2 separate regions of the Homo sapiens genome follow, and region 2 is linked to region 1. A link is an interaction called in ENCODE POLR2A ChIA-PET data of the cell type or tissue named here. Cell type or tissue: CD4-positive, alpha-beta T cell. All regions are shown on one strand. Region 1 overlaps CD34 (CD34 molecule). Region 2 has its middle 9.5 kb from the start of MIR29B2CHG.

What was found. ChIA-PET counts read pairs that join two places held together with the same protein. Peaks named below come from ENCODE experiments on the same cell type or tissue, not always from the same donor. Only the 100,000 strongest peaks of a DNase experiment are listed, where the experiment ranks them.
Region 2: POLR2A ChIA-PET joins it to region 1 with 7 read pairs; 4 of 35 experiments call an interaction of 5 or more read pairs at or near these places.

What each region holds. Positions count from the first base shown.
Region 1 is chr1:207,899,475-207,903,474 of GRCh38, forward strand. CD34 (CD34 molecule) reads right to left here. Exons shown (of 8, transcript NM_001025109.2): 2 at 347-529. Among named protein-coding and RNA genes, the nearest start is that of CD34, 9.6 kb to the right of the region's middle. In CD4-positive, alpha-beta T cell, no CTCF peak of the experiment used is centred here; no DNase peak of the experiment used is centred here.
Region 2 is chr1:207,830,170-207,834,169 of GRCh38, forward strand. No RefSeq gene overlaps it. Among named protein-coding and RNA genes, the nearest start is that of MIR29B2CHG, 9.5 kb to the left of the region's middle. In CD4-positive, alpha-beta T cell, no CTCF peak of the experiment used is centred here; a DNase peak (open chromatin) is centred at 1,872; H3K27ac peaks cover 3,201 bases.

The DNA of each region.
Region 1 (4,000 bases):
AGTTTGGACCTGTACCCACCTTCTTTCCTTTAGAAGAGATCGGAGATCTCTATTGAGTCTTCTGATCCTTATTTTATCACTAAGCTAGACTCAGCATGAGAGAAGGGGTATGGAGGCATTACTGATCAGGATCAGCTCCCAAGACATGGGCCTGAGAAAACTGTCACTGAAGGAAGAATTATCTAGAACTTACTTCAGGGCACCCTAAGCATGATACTCAAGTCATTAATACTAGGGACTTGTATAATTTCCTCTGTGGAGAGGGGAGCGGTCTGAAAACATCCTAAATGCTTTACCCAAGCATCACCAGCATCTCTCCGGGATCTGACACAAATGCTGTTTTTACCTGTGATGTTTGTTGTGGCCTCATTGCCATGTTGAGACACAGGGTGCAGGCTGGTACTTCCAAGGGTACTAGGTGTTGTAGTTTCTTGGTAGGATACATTTGTAGAAACATTTGAAAATGTTCCCTGGGTAGGTAACTCTGGGGTAGCAGTACCGTTGTTGTCAAGACTCATGAACCCAGAAGCTATAGGGAAACGAGGAGGAAGAATCAGAACCTAAAGATATCAGCCTGGTGATATCACCTGATGCAATTTCCTGACTTCAGGTAGAATTCGTCTAGAACATTCCCTGCTGCCCCTTGTTGGCAGCAACAAGAACATACTCCTGGACAGTGGATTAATTTCCCACTACCAAATTTGCCCTGAGGACATAGGGAAGGAAAGATTTATATGCATACAAATGTCTCATACAGTATTATTTATAGGAGGGAAACGTGAACAACTAAATGAATTATGATAGGATAAGTGATATATGCACTTAATATACCATAATCATTATATAATCATATAAACAAACATTAGAAAGAAAAAAATTATAAAAACTGTAGCAACGTGGAACTATGAGGTGATGTTCATAGTATGTTTAGTTACATACTAAAATATAAAATTACACCTGCATAAATATTGCAAAGATCTAATGTGTGCAAAAGGTCATGCTTCTTTTTTCTTTTCACTGTATCCTCTTTTTTGGTCACTCTCCATCCAGTATACTAACTCTTGGAATAATCACTAGACTCACTGTCTCTATGCGATCCCCTTAAAAATCTATACTTCTCAGACTTCCCATTCCCATACTCCCCTCATCCTTTTGCTCATGGCCTTCAAACCCATTCGCCTTTCCTTTTCTTCTTTTAGCATGCTCTGACCTAGGAATTCAGCTAATGAACCAGGGAACACAAGGTCTGGTTTCTCATCAATGTAGTGGGAAGGTAGACAAGCTTTGTTCTGGCTCTTCCAATAACTAACCATGTAATTTAATGCATGTATGTATCTCAGCTCTCTTACCTCTTAAGTAAGGGTCTTTTCTGGCTACCTTACATGGATTGCTGGGATAAACAATGAGATAACAAATGCTAAGTTATTATAGTATTATAGTATAATGTTTTGGATCTCATTTTTCTCTGAAGATCTTCATGAGTGTCTTTGCACATCTCTTCTGTATATCCTGGGATACATACTTTTTTTTTTTTTTTTTTAAGACAGGGTCTTGCTCTGTCATCACAGCACCCAGGCTAGAATGCAGTGGTGAGATCATAGCTCACTGTAACCTTAAGCTCCTGGCCTCAAGTGATCCTCCTGTCTTGGCCTCCCAAAGCTCTGGGATTACAGATGTTACTCACCATTCCCAGTCAGTATCCTCATTAGACACAGGAAGGAGAAGCTTCTTGACTGAACCCTATGCCTCAAAGAGCCCACACCCTGTCCTGCTTCCTGTGAGGACCAATCAGGATGTACCCTCTCTTCTAGGTCATACTGTGGGGACCAGAAGTCCTAGCACTTCTTGATCAAATGGCACTTTGCTCACATCCACGATGGGCCGCTTCTCCCAGTCCATCCTGCTAAGGGGAACTGCAGCACAAGGGTGTACACCCCCAAGGCCCAGTGGTGGCCAAATGATGACTGCTTGCAGGGAGAAGAGTTAGTGCTTAGTGCTTAAGCCTGTGGGTGGGGTGTCCCAGGCACACATGCAATTGCCTTGCAATGTGAGCCAGAGTCATGGGTAGAAAGTAGATGAAGGGAAGTGGGCTGGGGCCAGGAGCCATCTCTTCCTGCTAAGCTGCACTGTGGCAGTGAATTCCAAGAATCTGAGCATCCCAAATTGAAACTTGGCCTTCCAGGTGATCACGAAGATATGTTTGTCAAGGTAAGAGGATAGAAGATATTTTATTAGTTAGTTGGCCTGACTTACAACCTTGAAATGTTTAGAAATATAGTATGTAGGCCTCTGTTGTACTCTTGCCTTGGGCCTTGTAAATGTTAAGGGTGAACTTGGTATCCAGAGTTCATAAAGGCAGTTGCATCTTCAAGGAAGAGCCTCTGAGGGTCCCAGGCCACCCTAAAGCTTGTCTCTAAATTTTCCTGATTGGGATCTAGATCTGTACTTTTCAGCGATTTCCAGGTAAACAGCAAGGTAGAATGACATCTCTTGTTTCCCTCAGGATCAAGAGGGAAGTTAGACTTTTGGCTTCACGGCCATCAACCTGGGGCCAAGAACGGTTTCCCTAAAGGTGATGACAAGGGTTTCACTCTCTCATATCTGCTTCCTTCCACAACCTGCTGCAAGCAGATTGCTATTAATGGTGACTGCAGCAATCGTGTCTTACTGTTATGTGTCAGGTAAGCAGTGGGGAGAAGGAATATCACTATCTCTGTCTTAGAGATGAAGAGCCTGAATCACCAAGGTGCTGCCCAAAAGGAAGGCCATAGTTCATGAAGGGAAGCAGCAATGGAACACTGACGTTTAGCTGACTCTTGAGTAGATGCAACAAGGAGGTTAGGCTGGGTCTAAACTGCCAAAAAATCGGAATTTATTCCCCACATCTCTGTAGAGAAAAGGATGGGCTCCCATCTGGCTTAAACAGGAGGTGGGTTGATCAAAATAAATTGATGCAGAAGCCAATCCAGGCTTCTTTCCTGTTTAGATGGGACCCTCTCACCACTCTGACTTTAAGGTCAGATTCATCTGAATTCATCCAAGGGGGCAGTATTCAGACACTGAATTAAAGGATCACCTTCTCAAGACACCATTCCAAGACTCCTCTTCTTGCCTGCTCTCTTCCTCTTCGCCCCCAGCATACTGATTACTGGGGACCCCATCTGGTCCACCCTGGCCCAGCCCTTTTCTCTCTCCAGAGGAAGCTGGGCCTGACTGAGATGATGTCATGCTTTTGAATCCCCTCCCCCGAAGGGCCTCCTTCACCTAGACAAACACTTTTGAACTTTTCCAGATGTGGAGTGAGACCTGCTGCTAGTTCTGAGGACAGAGGTGCCTGTTCCAGAAGAGCAAAGCAACTCTGGACCCAAGCCAGCTACTGACCCACTGGGGCCAGGCTCGCAGCTGCAGCAGCCCCTCCACCCACCACCAGGCCGAGCGCTGTGGAATGAGTAGCAGGATCCACCTGCAAATGAGAAAGGGACCCCAACTTCAGAGTCAGGGCTCTGACCCCAGGGTGAGCAGAGCACCCTCTGAGACACCAGGGGGACAGGACAAGTGGGAGGGCAGAAAGACCAAACTGAGTGACTGGAAATGCCTGAGCTGGTGCAGAGCAAGGGGACACCTTAGCCAGGGGCCTGGAGCCAATCCTGGCATAAACACTGCGGCACAGCAGGGAGAGTGCATCTTTTAGGTTCACAGTCTCTAGAGCCCTGGAGGAATGACATTTATGAGAGTCAAGACTGACCACAGATCTCTTTTTATCCTGTCTTCCCACACACATCCATGGCATTAAACCATCAAACACTGACCTTTCTTTATCTGACCTTCTGACTCCCAACTCTGTAGGGGAGTAGCAGGAGCCTACCAGTCAGTGAGAGCTTGTCACATCCTAAGAGACAATTGATGAAACCTCCACTCTTTTTCATTCTAGATGGGAGGAACGGTCCCTACCCACAAGGCTACAAGAATTATAGTACAATTTAAAGTTGAATAAAAAGCT
Region 2 (4,000 bases), 69 kb before region 1:
GAAGTAATGCAGCACAAGGCCCAACACAGAATAAGTGCTCAATTAATCCCAGCTATCACTATGATGATGAGAATGACAACAATGGTGACATAAAGATTTTGCATTTGGTATAAGAAAAAGCCTACCAACACCTCAAAAGACTTAGAATACCTAGCATTCTCAGATCTTCCATCCAAGTACTAACCAGACACAACCATACCTAGCTTCATATTGACGAGATAAGTAGACAAGATCAAGTGTGTTCAAGTGGTAGGCCCAAGACAGATAAGGAGCTTAGAGAAAAAAAGGTTGCAGAAGCCAAGTAAAAGCTAAATTACTGGGATAGTTCAACACCTGGTAAGGAAGAGATGAATTTCTAACATCAAGCAACTTCAAGAAGAAACAAAAATACAGAAATCTAAGTATATATAATCACAAAAAGTATGAGAATGTGCTCGATGTTGGGGTGGGGACAGAAATGGTACTCATAGAGTAGAAGTCTGATGGCATTCATGGGGAAAAGGCTCCTAAGGAGCAGTGCCATTAATAGTTGCAGACCAACAGCAGTGATCATGGTGTGGTCAGACCTCAGCCATGAAGACCACACTGTGCCAGTCTCCTGGAGGAACTACCCCAGAGCCACTGAGGAGCTTTCCCCCAACCCAAGAGACCATGACACTTCCACCCATGTCACTGAGCTGAAGCGAAACAAGGCCCAGCAGTGACAACGAACACTCCAAGGACACAATGCAGTGCCAGGTGCCAAGTGAAAATCCGAGAGGCAAGGGCTGGGGACAGCCTGTGCTGGAGGGTAGGTTCTGGCAGAGGTGAAATGCAGACACACACTCAGAATGCCGCCACAGACAGGGAGCCGGAGCCAGGCGGCAGAGAGTGAGTGACCTGGCAGACGCTGGCCAAGAACACAGGGCTCCCCGACCCTCAGGGTAAAGGAAGACAAGCAAAGGCCAAGTTGAGTGCTGAATTCACAGCACAAATGGAAGTGAACCCCAGCACCAACAGGGACTCCCGTGTGAAATACGCCCAAGGGCTGCACAGAGAGGGGCATGTTTGCATGGGGGAAGGTCAGGCCTGCAACAGCAGATATTGTGACTAGGATGCTCTGTTTGTAAGTAGATGCTTTTTCCTGGACAGACACAGTCAGTCTGTCTCTCAGGCCAGAAATCCAGGCTCCAAAATGTCCTGCCCAAGCTGGCTCCCATCACCTCTTGGGAAAGTGAAACAGGCCAAAACATCTATCTTGTCTTAGGCCGCTAATCATTAAATCTAAGCTCCCACCCCAGAGGGCTCACAACTCAGCCATAAGCAAAACCCAGACTGGCAATAGCACTGGCACCTGCTATCCTGACTATGGGCTGGGGCTGAGTGAATGTGGCCACTCTGCTAACCACTGGTCACAGCTCCTGCTGCCTAAAATACAGGAGGACAAAGTCTTCTTGGGACTGAGGGAGTAACCCAATGTGCCTCTTGGCTGGCTGCTCAAAATCTTGGCCCTGCCAATGGATGGAAATAATTTCCAGAGAGACAGAGTGTGGTTGGGCCATGTGAGAGGGACTTGAGGAGAACATTACTCCATTCCTCAACAGCGGAACCTGTAGCCTGTGCCAGGCCAGACATGGCCGGGATTGAGGGGTCTTGGCCAGACTCCCTCCAGGCACAGGTTGGTGCCCTCAGACGCTGCTGCTGCTCTTGTGGGCAGGAGGAGATGTCTCTAGGGTAGGAAGAACCTAGGCCTCTGATGATTTATGGGTCTGTGCTGACCTCTGTGTGACCACATGGGTTTAGCACCATGTGACTTAAAAATGGAGTCGCTTTCCTGCCTCACAACAAACTTCTGCTCTACTTAACTGAGTCAGATCTAGACAGCAGGAATCATAAACACAAGTGGGGCAGGGGATTCCCCAAACACTTCTGACTTGAACTTTCATTTCCATACTGCCTTATCCCCCAAGCAGGGGCACGTCCGTACCTGCAGCCTAGGACAGAGGAGAAAAGAGACCAGGGCCATTATGCATGGCCTGGGTGCAGGTCCGAGCTTTCAGCAAAGTGCCAGCTTTGCCAGGAGCAGGGACAAAACTTCCAGGGCCGAGACTCTCATTCAGGGGTGGGAGAGGAGCTGGGGACTGTCTAAAACATAACAGTTAATATTTGGGATACGTTTTCATAATGTGAAACCATACCAAAAGTAAAGTTCCACAAAACCTTTGATGATGTGAATACTTCCTCTGCACTGGGAGGGGATGTTGACCAGAATCTTTGGGGGTGGGAGGCAGTCCTGTGGTTGATTTATTTACTGAAGGTAGGTGTTGGAATTACACTCTTTTAGAGGGTTCAGCTCTCTGAAACCCCCTGGGACCACTGGACAGCCATTATTCTCAGGCTAGGATTTGACATAGGCCTCCGAGGCCAATGTTCTTTCTCCAAAAGCAGCACAGCAACAACAGCTCTGCCTTAAAAGACAGAAGATTACACTTAGAAGATTTCTCCAACGCCACATACTTTGGAGGTGAGAGGAGTACCCCATCACTCTCCCTCTGAAAACTTCAAAACCTTCAGAGGCCAGGGTGAATATTTAGAAAGCAGGCGGGTCCAACAGAAAGAACGGCCATTGATCTATTCCAAAAAAATAATGTGTTTGGGGCCCATGTGTCAGGTACAGCGCGAGGCACTTTTTAAGGAGCTCCACCCTTGGCTGGCAGGAACTCCCTCGGTCAGCAGAGGCTGGTAAACTAAGAAAGCAAGATGCTAGGAGGACAGCTGGCTCCTTAATCCCACCCTGGCCCCCCAAACAAGACAGCTCAAGTCTTGCCGGCCCTGGAGGCCCAGGCACTTGGACATCACTTGCTCTATGCCTTTCTTGGGAGGCAGAGCTTAGTGGGGGTTGAGGAGAGATCTACAGGCTGAGTGCGCTCATGACACAATCAAGAAGTTTCTGGGGCCAGGTGCGGTGGCTCACGCCTGTAATTCCAGCACTTTGGGAGGCCAAAAGAAGCCAAGGCGGGCAAATCACTTGAGGCCAGGAGTTTAAGACCAGCCTGGCTGACATGGTGAAACCCCATCTCTACTAAAATTACAAAAGTTATCTGAGCATGGTGGCACATGCCTGTAATCCCAGCTACTTGGGAGGTTGAGTCATGAGAATCGCTTGAGCCTGGGAGGTGGAGGTTGCAGTGAGCCAAGATTGTGCCATTGTACTCCAGCCTGGGTAACAGAGCGAGACTCTGTCTCAAAAAATATATATATAAGTTTCTGGGTAGGCTGACATGAAAAAATTACCACTGGAGCTTCTGAGAGCCCTAAATCACCATAAGGGTAGAGGAAGGAAGACAGGAGGAACTGAGATGCTGAGATAAGCTGGGATGTCCCAGCCCACTTCCCTAGAGAGGCCCTTTCCTAACAGCCAGCGGGAGAACCCTGTTCACGGAGCCCTATCACTGACCTCGAGGGCAGCACCAGCATCCACAGTCAGGTCATCCCGAGAGTCGTAACCACTGTTCCTGCCCCAAACCCAATGACCCTCTCAACCCCATCCAAATAGCCCAGGATGAGCCACAAGACAGGGCCTTAGAACCCTGGGGGTGTAAGACACCCTGAATGTCATCTGGCCTCACCTTCCACTGAGACAAGAAGATTCCGCCTTGGGTTAGAGTCCAAGGTGTGGGATCTTGGGTGAGTTATTCCATGTCTTGCCTAAATTCTCTCATCTATAAAGTAGGGCTGATAAGCTCATCATACCTCTTCACAGTGTTGCTGTGAAGATTAGAGTCTATTTGAGTAAAGCACTCAGCAACAGTGCCTGGTACCCAACAAGTATTCAGTAAGGAAAGTTATGGCTACTGTTTTCATTATTAGCACCCCTGCATGGTGGACATTCGCTCATGTGTAAACACTACAGGGCCCACGGAAGGAGCTGGAGACCTGACAGGGTCACCCATCTTCTCTCCCTCACATCCTTCACAGCCCATAAAGCAAGACAGGAATCCAGCTCCCAACACCAACGTCT